2 separate regions of the Homo sapiens genome follow, and region 2 is linked to region 1. Evidence: chromatin loops called from intact Hi-C (ENCODE). Cell type or tissue: gastrocnemius medialis. All regions are shown on one strand. Links, peaks and the distances in the headings refer to the core of each region. The heading gives the core; the rest is flanking DNA. Region 1 has its middle 62 kb from the start of OSBPL8. Region 2 overlaps ZDHHC17 (zDHHC palmitoyltransferase 17).

The links. A loop is a pair of places that touch in the nucleus more often than their neighbours do. Peaks named below come from ENCODE experiments on the same cell type or tissue, not always from the same donor. Only the 100,000 strongest peaks of a DNase experiment are listed, where the experiment ranks them.
Region 2: a loop joins it to region 1, with 12 times the contacts of the local background. A loop is called at or near these places in 11 of 110 quality-filtered maps.

The regions. Positions count from the first base shown.
Region 1 is chr12:76,618,252-76,625,400 of GRCh38, forward strand. It overlaps the pseudogene YWHAQP7. Among named protein-coding and RNA genes, the nearest start is that of OSBPL8, 62 kb to the left of the region's middle. RefSeq lists a silencer at 5,738-6,032. In gastrocnemius medialis, for the core only: CTCF peaks have their summits at 3,428 (motif pointing right) and 3,635; a DNase peak (open chromatin) is centred at 3,450; H3K27ac peaks cover 658 bases.
Region 2 is chr12:76,817,713-76,824,861 of GRCh38, forward strand. ZDHHC17 (zDHHC palmitoyltransferase 17) reads left to right here. Exons shown (of 17, transcript NM_015336.4): 8 at 4,694-4,819. Among named protein-coding and RNA genes, the nearest start is that of ZDHHC17, 57 kb to the left of the region's middle. In gastrocnemius medialis, for the core only: CTCF peaks have their summits at 3,386 (motif pointing left) and 3,589; no DNase peak of the experiment used is centred there.

The DNA of each region.
Region 1 (7,149 bases), core at 1,136-6,135:
CACAAAGATGATCATCCACAAAGAACATCACGTGAAGTGACCTAAAAGAGAAGCAGCGTTCTGATGCAGGACTCTCTTGCTCCTGGACACAATGAAAACTAGAGATAAGACTGAAGCACTTCTAATTCTATCCAGTTTAGAGGAACGAAGCCTTCAAAGAAAGGGTGGGCATCAGGAAAGACAGCAAACATTCTACTTTGAAACATTCCCCTGCTTAAATTATCTCCAAGAGGCTATATCTCCAGAAGTCCTACTTAGGTTGGATTTGAGGAGAGATATTTGTTAGAAGGGGGGCCTTAAAGCTGATTTTGCAAAGTACTTTACATCAGACTGAGTGAATGTCAAAGGTCAATATCAAAGAACTGGGGAGAGGGCACTAATAAAATTATGGAGCCAACAGTCCCCAGGTACCCCCTGGCTCCGCCATAGATGGAAATAATGGGACAGGAGGAGGAAGCCTTCAACAAAGGAGAAACTGTTTTCTTCTTTGTAGAAACCACTTGGAGGGCAGTCATTGGGAAAACTCTGAAAGGCCACTGAAGCCCCAAGCTCAAATCAGCTGACAGCTGTGCAGCCCTTTGTGTCTCAGGGTCCCTAGTGTGACAAGACGAGGGGAACTTGAGGCCACAGAAATGCAGCAGTTAACCCATCTCATAGTGGGGAGGAGTGAGACCTACCAGAGGGAATAGAAATGTGTCATGCCCAATTATTGAGGGAGCCCACATCGGCTACAAACACAGGCCTTTCTTTATAATAAGAGCAGGGGAAAATTCCCAGTAGACTGGAGAAAAATGAAGAATCAGGAAAGAGGTCAAGCCAGGTGATCAGCAAATGGCTTCCTGTGAAATAGATTTGGGGCATCAAACAGCAGAGAACTGTAAACAAAATGTTGAACTTGAACTCTAAATGATCTCTAAATCTCATTCCAACTCTAATATCTCGAGGATCGGTGCAAAAGAAATCTTTATCACAAATCTTGATACTTATAGAAACACAGATTTAAGTGGAAAAGAATGAAGGTGGTAAGTGAGGACTTCATGGTGATTCTGAGGGGGGCTTTGAGTACTTGCAAACACTTTGGATTCAAGGGTTTTGCTATCATTGATTTTACCTGCATTGTGAAGGCTCTCCTAGCAGGTTGCAGAGCTGTCCAAAGAGGAGCACAACTCACTCTCTGTGGCCTACAAAAACATTGTTGAAGGCTACAGGTCCACCTGGAGGGTCTCTTGAGCATTGAGCAGAAAAACCAACACCTCTGACAAGAAGTTGCAGCTGATCAAGAACTATTGGGAGTGAGCTTCACATCACTGAGAAAAAACAAAAAACAAACCAAAAAACAACAGAAAACTATCAGGAGAAAGTCAAGTCTGAACTGAGATCCGTATGCATTACTGTCCTGCAATTTTTGGATAACTATTTACTATCCAATGCAACTAATCTAGCGAGTACGATCTTTTATCAAAAATAAAGGGAGATTACTTCCAGTACCTTTGTTGCACGTGGTGATGGTTGAAACAAATGATAGATAATTCCCAAAGAGCTTCCTAAGAGGCATTTGATATAGTAAAGAGATGTAATCCATATACATGTCTTAACATTTCTGTACTTTACTATGAGATCCTTAATAACCCAGAGCTTGCCTGCGAACTGACTAAAACCACTTTTGATAGGCCATAGAAGAACTTGATACACTGAGTGAAGATTCAAAGACAGCACCCTTATCATGCAGTTGCTTATAGAGACAACCTAACATTATGGCCATTAGACAGTGCAAGAGAAAAATGTGATGTGGCAGCCAAGAGACAGAAAAGTAAATGCATACAAGGCGTAATCTTTCTTCCCTTCAAGAAACTTTTGTACACATCTCCATTGCCTTTTCCACTTGGATTTCCTGTAGCAAAGAAACCCATTCATGATGGCCGGGCGCGGTGGCTCATGCCTATAATCCCAGCACTTTGGGAGGCTGAGGCAGGCCGATTACGAGGTCAGGAGTTTGAGACCAGCCTGGCCAACATGGTGAAACCCCGTCTCTTCTAAAACTACAAAAATTAGCTGGGTGCGGTGGCAGGCACCTGTAATCCCAGCTGCTCGGTAGGCTGAGGCAGGAGAATCGCTTGAACCCAGGCAGCAGAGGTTACAGTGAGCTGAGATAGCGCCACTGCACTCCAGCCTGGGCGACAGAGTGAGACTCCATCTCAAAAAAAAAAAAAAAGAAATTCATTCATGCGTATGGGATCAACCCATTTACAGTCTTTTCACAATGCAGCTTTGGGAAAACTCCATTTCTTTCGTTTGTCCTGGCCCTCCTGGTGTACAGTTACTGCTATAGAAAAGTATTACTGGCTTCATTTCATATAAAATATTAGTAACTTCCACTTATATAGTGGACTAAAAATGTACTTGATATTTAAGTAATCTGAACTAATGCTGCAAGCAATTATGTTTTGTACCACCCTAAAGATCTGAAAATACAGTTAATTACAATTCGAGAGTATTCCCTATGTAACTTCTTGATTTCTTTATTCCCTCCCTTACTCTTCTTCAAGGGTTTCCTTTCGGTATGGAACTTTTCTGGCCTGGGGGGGAAATTGAAATGTCTCCTATATAATAGTTTATGGAGGTCACGTATATCCATAACAACAAGGTTTTCATTTGCTACTGTTTAAGTTGACAACTTCCCTTCCCAATAAAAATTCATGTACACCTCTTGTCTTTTACTTCCAGTATTCACCTTAACTGTTTAATAGAAGTATCATGTTGCTGCGAAGATACATGCATTGCTTTAGGTAAATTAAAGTGCATATCATTACTTAATACCCTAGAAAGCAGAAATACATTACACAAGTCCAATTCTAAAACTTTAGTACTTTTCTATGCAGATTTGTGCACATGTGAGAGGGTATCCGTTTCATTTAGTGACTGCTACTCAGAGTTGGACCAGCGTTTTTTGTTGCTAATGCACTGTGGTCCCAAAAAAGCCTTGCAAAAATGTTGTGCCCTGTGTAATAGCAGAGAAGCATAAAATAAACTTATACTTTATAAGCCGTTTACTATTGCTTTGTAACAATTGCCTACTCATATTTTAAGGAATAGGTGAGTTCACTACTTTCTGAAGTTTATCATAGTTCCCTTGTATCTTATGCAAAGTGTAGTAATGATACCCATAGTTCTGCATTGTGATACCCTTTTCTAGAGAAACCCAGAGATGTAAAAAATTGTACTACATTTCTCAGAGTGTTTTAACATAGATCAGCATCACAGGCTATCTATTCTTCAGATATAAATTATACATGTTAAGTGTTATATGGTATAAAGTGGACATTTTAAAGCTAGAAATAAAATGGAGTGTATGACAGAATCCTACTCGAAGAAATGATTATAGGGAAGGTACTAGGTCAGACAGTTCCCCATTCTGGTCAGCAGGTGGCACTAGAGTAGCTTGGATGCCAAATGGAACAAAGGGTAAAAATAGATCTGGATCAAAACAAACTTTGGGTGAAAGTGCAGGAGAGGCAGGTGACTGGTTGTTTACATTTCAATATGTCTTATCTCTCTTTCTAAATTGTTCATTGTTTGAAGTGAGGCACACTTCTAGGTACAACTAAAAGTTGTACTGAACCTTTCTGTGCCTTGGACTCTTACCTGAAAATGGATACAATAATAATGCCTACCTCATAGCATTATTGTGAGAACAATGAATTAATGCATGTCAGTGCAACAGTGCAGATTGCAGAGTAAGTGTTCAATAAATGTCAATTATTATGACTCTGCATAATGACCATGAGGCACACATAGTAGAAATTCAAAAGATATTAGTGGACGCGGAATTGCATGGGATGCTCATAAGCCTGATGTTTATAACTCAGAGACCACCTAGTATTAAAATATCTGTAAGACAGATTGGTATGGGAATAATTGGGAATAATTACTTACATTGATAATGTGACTGTTTTAAATGTAACCTCAAGAGTTCACTGAAATGCTATCTTTCTGAGTATCATTTAGTTCACTGAGTCTTTTCAGAGATGTATTGTGAGGGAAATCTAAAACAGTAATAAATATTGCAAAGCTAGGCAAACCTATTCTGGTGTGTTCCTTCAGCAAGAAGTGTCAGTCTCAAACGTGTTCAGCTCAGCCCAGACACAGGAAACAAAGAAAGACCTTCCGCTTTATGAATTCAGTTCCATCATTACCTAGAAAGCCACTCAAGATATACAAAATGTTTGAAGAAAGAGGCTCGTACTGGTCATGCTGTTCTAAGTTTAATATTCAGTGGACCGGGGGGAACTCTCGAGTACTTGCTCAGCCATCAAGCTGCACTTTCCCTTCCAAACTTCTGACTCTGCAAGTTCAGATCTTAGAGTAGGGCTTCTATCCAGCTTCCAGGTTTTCATGCCACTTTTTCCTGAGAGTATAGCTCTGCACTCACCCCCAGATAGGCCCTTGACAGCCTGCCTATCCATTTCTCACCCTCTTATCCTGTTACCTGAACTATGCTACTGTCCGCCATATACTGAATGAGATCCTGCTTCAAACCCCATGGATCCTTCTGGAAAGATTATTACTGCTTCTCTGACTATAAGTACTACTGCTACAGCTTAGATTCACCTGGTATTCCCCATGCCACTTTATTTATTTTTTTATTTATTTTCATTTTTTTTTTTGAGACAGGGTCTTGCTCTGTTGCCTAGGCTGGAGGCCAGTGGCATGATCATAGCTCACTGTAACTTTTGATTCCTGGGCTCAAGCAGTCCTCCCACCTCAGCCTCCCAAGTAGCTAGGACTACAGGCAGGCACCACCATGTCTGGCTAATTTTTAATCTTTTTGTAGAAATGGGGTCTTGCTATGTTGTCCAGGCTGTCTCAAACTCTTAGCCTCAAGTGATTATCCTGCCTCAGCCTCCCAAAGTGCTGGAATTAAAGATGTGAGCCACCCTGTACACCCAGCCTCCACTCCACTTTAGACCCTCCTGTTGGGACCACTGACCATCCCTAGCAGAGGCAGGCCCAGTTGCTGTCTTTTATAATCCTTCCCTTCCCTTGCCTGTGCCCATACTTACCTTCCTTTTTTTTTGTTTTTGTTTTTGTTTTTGTTTTTGTTTGTTTCCCTACTGGCTCAGAAAACCTCATTCATAGCTGATAGGAAGGTAAGATTGGAAGGGAATAAGAAAAAGGCAAATATTACAAGGATGAGGAGTGATAAGAATACTTTGAGCTCCAGAGATGTAAATACTGTGCATAGGAAATAGAAAATAAACAAAATGATTCTGAAATTTTCACATAAGGGAGGAAATATAATTTCATATACAGGCAATATGAAAATAAAGTTGGATTTAACTCTGACTCCTGCCTCTTCCACCTACAGGTGATATGACCTTGTGCAAGGTTAAGCCCTCTGAGTGTATTTCCTCACTTATACATGAGGTTATAAAATGGTTCATTTTGCAGGGTTACTGTGAAGACTAAATACGATGACACATATGAAAATGCTCCATTTATGCCTGGCAACTGTTCTGCCCGTGTCTTAGGTTAGAGGTTGAAAGGTGAAACTATTGGCTGAATTTGGTTCAAAGATATGTTTTATTTTGCCTTGAGTTAGGGTCCCCAAGACCAGCCCCAAGTTTGATGATTCACTAGGAGGACTTATAGGACTCACATATAGTAATACTCATGATTATGATTGGCAAAAGGATACAAAGCAAAATCAGCAAGGAAAAAGGCACATGGGTCAAAATCCAGGATATACCAGCCACAGACTTTCAAGGGTCATCTCCCATGGAGTTCACACAGGATGTGCTCAATTGCCCCAGTAATGAGTTGTGATAAAACATGTGAAATGATGCCAACCAGGAAATTCATTACAGACTCAGAGCTCAGGGATTTTATTGGGGCCTAGTCATATAGGCAGCCTCTGCTAGGCACATACTCAAATTTCAGAGTCCTAGAAGGAAAGCCAGTAGTCAGCATAAACATGTTGTCTACACAAAAAGTTTAGGCACAGCGAGTCACTCTTACCAGTTCTGGGAATGGTGGGAACCCTCCTGAAATCCAAGTTCCCAGATGCCAGCCAAGGGCCGGCTTTGTAAGCAGGCCTTTCCAAGGATAAGCAGTTAGGGCTGCTACCTCAACTTTTTGTTGCACAGACCTGCACAGGGTTTGTCTGTGCAGGTTTCTTTGTTTTGTTTTATTTGTATTTTACTTAGTTGCCATTTTTTAAATATTAAGATATTTCACTCAGGATTTCCATCTTCATGTGAAAAATCAAGTAGTTAAAAAATAGATTCATATTCCCACATGGCAACAATTGGTAGTCCCTTTTAGATAAGGCTTCATGTTCCCTCAAATTCCTCCTAGTCTCTGCCACTCCCAATAGTCTTTGCCACACTGAGCACCAACTGCCATTTACATCCTGCTTTTGCGAATCTGGCCTTGGCCGCTTGGACCAGGAGTGGCCGCTTGGACCAGGAATGGCCATTTGACCAGATGACAAGAGAAAGAAGCAGGCATGTGGAATACCACTGAGTCGTGATAATGAACAATGATGCAAACAGGTCATGGTTAATGAATTCCTCCTGTTGAGGTCACCAGAAATGCCATGAAATCAGAACTCCTCTTTGCCACCCTCTATTATAGCAGTTACTTGTGGGTATTCTTGGGTTGATATGACAACACTTTCATTGCTATATATAGTAAGTCCTCTTTATTTAAGCTAACTCCAGTCAGTCTTTGCTCCTGCCCACCTAAAGATCACTGATCGGAAAAGTGTTAATATAAATTAATTATTACATATATTTGCCCGTTAGAACTTTGTAACTTGAAGTCATTGTTATTGTCATCCCCACCAAGACTTGTGATCACAGACTAAAATATGTCAACAGAAAGGTAAATCTTGTTCAAAGGAAATCAATCCAATCAAGTAGTTGTATGTATCGATATGCCCTTTTATTTACTAACTCAACTACTGTGTGATAAAATGAAATTTCATCTTTATATTCCTAGCATCTAGAAAACTACCAGCTATGGAGTTGGATTCAATAAATGTTTCCTAACTTTATAAAGTTCATCTATAACAAGGTCTAGAAACCCAAGGATAGAAATAATGAAAATCATTATGCTCATGCTAAAAAGGGGAAAATGCAAGTGATATAA
Region 2 (7,149 bases), core at 1,314-6,313, 200 kb after region 1:
TAGCCATTGCGTAAACTTTTAAATTACTCTTAGTAAAAGGAATAATCTACAGCAAATTTCAACAGAAAGTTAATGATAAGAGTAGAGATATTTAAAATTATTTAAATGATTTTGAACTTTGTATTTTTAATGTTTTATAGGTTCAGGCACAAGAATTATTTGGTGCCAAGAAACAATGAAATAGAATGTAACTTCCTTAACTATTATTGTAGTTCATGCGAATACTTTCCAGAGTCTACAGTGTCTATAATTGAGCTAATTATTGTACCTTAGAGCTTTTAAATTCATTTTTTTCCAGTTATTTTCTTTTTATTAATGTTTTAACTTTATCTGTCACATGTAATAGAGGTTGGCTATTGACAAAAAATTTTTCTCATGTAATTCCCTGGTAGCTTCTGGAGTGATGGTACTTCTAAAGAAAATAAAGTCTAAGGAATTATTGTATTTGCTCAGGGAACATTTATACTTTCAGGGGAAAAATTACCTGTATCTACACTGGTGACAAAGTAGATTTTTGTTTTAAAATGCACTTTATATGTAATTAAAAAGATGAAATGAGTATCAAATGCCTTTTTTAAAAATGGGGATCTGCCTCAGAGGCATTCCCAACATACTTAAGTCTTATCACCTTCTAATAGAAACCATGTATTTATTCGTTCAGCAAATTCTTATTCAATGGTGGGTGGTGGGGAGTCACATTGTTCAAGACAGATAAGGTCTCTATTCTTTCAGAATGTACATTCTGTTGAGGAAACAGCCAGTAAGTGAATAATAATAAAAGGCAAATGTGATAGAATGACTGGGATGGAAGGACCACATCCAGTGAGAGTGATTTGGGAATGCCTCTGAGGAGATGACATTTGCTTTCAGAATTACGTAATGAGAAGGGATCAGTTATACAGAGACATGTGGGAAAAAATTTTCCTTGTAGAGGAACATGCAAGTGCACGGTCCTAAACAGGAGTAAGATTGCAGTATTTGAGGTGCAGAAATAAGGACAGTGTGGCCAGAGTACAGTGAGCAAGATGGTGAAGTCACTTGAGAAACACAGGTGCTGTATCATGCAATGCGATAATAAAGAGCTTTAATTGTATTCTCAGTCATGGGAAACATTTGAAAGGATTTATGTAGGCTGATTATATGATCTGCTTTTTGTTTTAAATATTTTTTAAACATTACTTTGGTTGATGTATGGAGAATGCATTGAAGAGTTAAGAAAATGGAAAAGATGGAGATCAGTTAGGCTGTTGCAATAAATCAGACAAGTGATAATGTTAGCTTAGCCTAGGATCAGAGGAGTAGAGGTAGAGAGAAATGACTGGATTTGGAGAGGATATTTTAAAGTAGAAATAAGAAGGTAGATTAGGTGTGAGGATAAAAGAAACCATCGTTGATGACTTAGGTTTTGTTTTGGGTAACTGAGCGTCTTGTGATATCATATGTTGAGATTGTGAAGACTGAAGAAGGACTTTTTGGGATGAAGGTGATAGGAATTGGTTCTGTTTGGTAATATTTAATTTGAAGTGGTGTCTTAGCCGTGTGAACTATTAAGCTAATTAAGTAAACTTAAATTGCTGCCAATTTTGAAAAGGAAACATTTATTTTAAAAAAATACCTAGAATATTTGTCCAGGAATCTAACCAAATTTATTTATACCTATGCTTTTTCCATTTTTAAGTCTTAAGAAAGAATCTTGTTGATAATAGTGGATTGTAACGATAAGATGCAGCCTGCAAATCTGGCTATGGCTTTAATAGCTATAAAAAGTTATATTTTTCAAAGAATATGAAAAATTACGCTTTGTGTTATAATAATTCTATAAGATCCCCTTTCCCTAAAATACCTATTTTCTATATATGATTAAGTGTCTTAGAAATCTTTCTTTATATTAACTAGAGATTTACCTTCACATATTAGTTACTCAGTTCTTTTCATGTATAAACAAACGTTCCTTTATCAAAACAAGATAGAACTTATTTTAAAGACAATTTATACTAAATGAGGCCGGGCACTGTGGCTCATGCCTGTAATCCCAGCACTTTGGGAGGCTGAGGCAGGCGGATCACCTGAGGTCAGGAGTTCGAGACCAGCCTCAACATGGAGAAACCCTGTCTCTACTAAAAATACAAAATTAGCCGGGCGTGGTGGTACATGTCTGTAATCCCAGCTACTCGGGAGGCTGAGGCAGGAGAATTGCTTGAACCTGAGAGGTGGAGGTTGCAGTGAGCCAAGATCGTGCCATTGCACTCAAGCCTGGGCAACAAGAGTGAAACTATGTCTTAAAAAAAAAAAAAAAAAAAAGACAATTTATACTAAATGATAGGTAACTTTAAAATTGCTGTTTTCATCTCTGGAAGGATCAGGAATAGCTGTATACCCTAGGTTTTTTTATCTGGAGTCCCCCCAGTAGACTTTGGTTGGAGGAGGTGTGGGTCCATGGACCCCTGAAATTGTTGAAAAAAAGTTACTTGTATCAGCATTCTTCTGGGAGGAAGAAAAGTGGCTGTCATCAGAAAAGACTCAAAAGAATTTAAGAACCAAGCCCCTAGATAATAGCTACATGAAATAGCTTTAAATCTCTTCTTGTAAAGCAACAACAGGGGAAACAAATGATTTGGAATACTAAGAATAAAAAACAAAACACAATTATGGCCTACCCAGTAATCCCTTTTGTGGTAGTATCTCATTTGTGATTAAAAAAATAATAATCCTTAGCATATGTTTTTGGTTATACTGATAAATTTAGATGAATTGAGTTTGGAAGGAACAGTTAATCTCTGAGTGCTACACAAGCAGTTATAATCTTTTCTTTCTAAAATTATCAAAGGGCATAGTTTTTAGCTTGTACAGAATATAAAATTACTGAGCTCTGTTCATTAATGTATTGAAAGACCTCTTGAAATGAGGTAAGAAACTGTTTTTAGAAAATAGTTTTGTATTACCTCTTAAATACCTGACCTAAATGGTCACCAAGGAAAAATTTTTTTAAAATTTGACGATGAAATTCAACCTTACGTAGGTGAAATGTTGAGTGATCTTACCCCCAACCATAATGTTTATCTGACCAAAACCTTTGAATGATTTCTTTTATTAACAGTTACATAGTCTATAATTACTCCATGTAGATTCTTGCTGTTGTTGCTATTGTTAATATTATTATTTTGGCTGAGACATGGAGTGATCAAATAGATATAGACTTAACTCAGAACCCTGGTTTTAATATACTTCTTTAAATGAATTGAGTGTTTATTTTACCAGCTGAATAAAAGAACTATACAAAAATAGTTAGATGACTGGAGGAGTAGTTGAAAGATATTTTAAAGCTCCCTCAATCTTTTTGTCTAGGCAATCCTTAGGTGTCACATGGCCCTCTAGTGGAAGGGATGCTCAGCTGGACCGAGGCAACTGCAGGATATTCCCGGGGAGTTGTTACCCAAGGGATTGCTTTTATTCAGGTAATCTTTATAGTTTGGATTAATTAGCTGGTTCTGACAACTTAGGTGATGGAATTTTGGAATAGGTAAGGCAATATTTTAAAGTAAATATCCCTATTTGTGGAAGACTCCTAGATTAGCCCATTTCTTATTAAATACCATTGATCTTTATATTAAAGGATTGGTTGGGCTTTTTGTTGTTTTGTAATAGTTGTTGCTGTTGGTGGCAGTGGTGTGTTTTATTTTGTTGTTTATTTTTATTTTATAATATTAAATAAACTATACTTAATAAGTAATCATCCCTCATAAATAAGGCACCCCAAGGCTCTTTATTGCTTTATTCTTTTTGACCTTGTTTTTGGAAATAAAATTTCAGTGGTTTTACTTTTTAAAAGTAATTTTGAATATTCATCTTTACATTCTTGAAACTTTGGTAAGCATTTAAAGTTTTGCTTTTCTATTTGAAGAAGTAGATAAATAGTGGAACACATTAAATAAATGGAAATGTAGGTGTCTGACTAATTTGCAAAAGGAGAAATAAGATTTTAAATTTTAAATTAGTTAAGGCAAAAAGAAGCATAGACCTAAAATTGGGAATGCTTATTTGTTTCTTACTTTGATACATTTTATTCCTATCATGTAAATTCCCTGGCATTCTTTTTCTTAGGATTAAAGGGAGATACAAATTCATAACTTGAATTTGCTATTTTTTAAAATCATTTCTCGTTTACTTTGGAAACTTCTGGGTGGGTGAATGAATATAAATCAAGAATGCCAGTACAATAGTGGTAGAAGTAGAGACTGACTTTTCCTTTTCTTTCCTATTCTCTTCTGAAGACTCCTATCATTGTTGAAATAAAACTGAGAGATTTCTGGCAACTTGATATTATAGCAAGGTGTTTTGTAGCAATAACTATTACTAATGAAATTTTTAAAGAATATGAAATAACTGATAAACTTAGTGATAGCCTCTGATCCAGCAGGTACTAAAATACCTACTTTTTGATTTGCTCTCTAATATGTCAAAATACAGGCAAAAATAAAATCTACGGAATATGATGAGAAAATACATTTTGTGATTATTCTTTGGGAAAGCGTAATAAGAAACATGTAATGATGCAGGTGTTTTTAGTAATTTACACAATGTCAAAACAACGTTAATAGGGCAGTAAATTAATTTTTATAGAAGTTCTTTAAAGGTAACTAAGATAGCCTGCTTTTAAACTTTTAATAGGAATTTCTTCTGTTTATATTATCAGGGCGAATCAGCGCTTGATTTGGCAAAACAGAGAAAAAATGTGTGGATGATCAACCACTTACAAGAGGCAAGGCAAGCAAAAGGATATGACAATCCGTCCTTCCTTAGAAAGCTGAAAGCTGATAAGGTAAACTCATAACTGAAGATTTTTTTTTTTTTTTTTTTTTGAGACGGAGTTTCGCTCTTGTTGCCCAGGCTGGAGTGCAGTGGCGAGATTTTGGCTCACTGCAATCCCTGCCTCTCGGTTTAAAGTGATTCTTGTGCCTCAGCCTCCTGAGTAGCTGGGATTACAGGTGCCCATCACCATGCCCAGCTAATATTTGTATTTTTTTTTAGTACAGATGGGGTTTCACCGTGTTGGCCATGGTGACTTCAGATGACTTCACCTGACTTCAGGTGATACTCCCACCTCGGCCTCCCAAAGTGCTGGGAATACAGGCATGAGCCACCGCGCCCAGCTGAAGATTTTCGATATATAATTTTTTAAGTAGGATTCTTAGGAACACTTACTTAGCACGAGTATTTACAGCCTTTAATTTTGGCATTTCTCAATGTAATTTTTAAAATATTATTATACTCAGAATAAATGAAGGTAAATAACAAAGTTTCCAAGGGCTCTTACCTACGTGGTTGGTGACCTTTTGGGGCTAATAATTAAGAAGGATGGGTATATATGAAATTATTTAAATCTCCATCGGCTACTCGTGTACATTTTGGTTCATTGATTCAACTGGCCTTTGTTAAGTAATAGATAAAAATAAAGGTTTTTCTAGTGAATGCTTGTTTGTTAGTATGATAATAAATTGTGAAATAGCTTAGTTCTAATACATATCTTTTTAAACTACTCACAACTCCAGCTCTAACTTGAGCTTTGCATTCTTTTGTGATATGTTGTATACCTTTTTTCAGAGAGCTTATATTCTTGACCTTTCTATGGAAAACTCATTTTAGATCATCCATATACCTTCAGTTTTAAATTGTATGACTGTTGGCTCAGTTGCCTGATTATATGATACTAAAACTTAGAATATTTTCCCCCAGAGAGGGGGTCTAGGTTCTGCACAATCTTATTTCCCACAAAAAAGAAGTTAATTGCCGTAGAGTTTCTTTATGTACCTAAATAATTGTCAAGATGTCTGCTAACTTGTCAGTAATCACAACTTGAGTAGCATTAAGTTTTGAGTACCATCTTTTGTATATCGTGTTTAGGCTGTTCTAGTGGCAATGTTGATTATTTAAAGTTAATATTGATCTATCTGTTACCAAGGCAAAAAGACAAATTTAGGATAAAGAGAAGCAGTCTTGAAAGCAGTGCCTCCTTTATTTATAGGAGTTTGGACTTCTTTAATCAGTTGAAAAGTCCCCTGGTCCGTTACTTAGAAGAATTAGATTCATAGTTTATAAACTTGGCTGTTTTCAGCCCTATAAGCTGAGACTAATGAACAATTTTTGCATGCCATGTTAACTCTTCTGTTTAATTATTAGATATGATATAGAAAATGATTTATTTTGTGTTGCTCAGTTTTCTAGGATTTAGAGCAGTTTTGCTCAACAGAGTGAAAAATGGCTGTCTTATGATAATTAGGCTAGTAAAAAAAAATCTTGTGTTACTTTGGAAAATCCCACAATATTGGCACTTTCGTTTTGTTGAATGTGAATATTTTGAAGTTTTATTTTATATATGTATATTCACACACACACATATAGTCATAAATGACTTACAAATTTTAGATGTTGCATTAATATGTAAAGTTACTTATGGCATTATTAAACTATACATCAGGTTTATGTGTTTGGATATGATTTTTTAAAAAGAACTTCATTAAAAGTTTAGTGCAATTTTAACATTTGTATACGATTGTGGTCAGTTCAGAAATGGAGTTTCTTTCCTGTTTTTTTTCATTAGTAGCTTTAAATATATTAAAATTTTTATAAAGGTTCCTTTTAAAGCCTATGATGATTGGGAGAGTGATATTTAAAGGTTGAAAGTAACCATCATATATTTAAAAATTATGATGATTAGGGGACCTGTGAGATTAAGCATCTGTAATTATGTAGACTGTTCTTTCTTTTTCCATGTCACATTGGAAAAGTTTCAGTCATTAACATGTTTTGATTTGCTAGCCTGTGAAGTGTGTTTTATATTTAAAACTAAAAAAGAAAGTAGTGACACCTAAGACTCAATAGTGTTTTATTTTAAAAAGTCATTCCCTTAAGAAAAATAAAAATATCATTCCAAAAGGGGGAAAATATTTTTGAATACTGCTGGTAGACAGATAAAGATGGAATCTTTAGCCAGGCGTGGTGGTGCGCCTATAGTCCCAGCTAGTAGGGAGGCAGAGGCAGGAGGATTGGTTGAGCCCGGAAGGTTGAGGCTGCAGTGAGCCAAGATCATGCCACTGCACTCCAGCCTGGGTGACCGAGTGAGACCTTATCTCCAAAAAAAAAAAAGAAAGG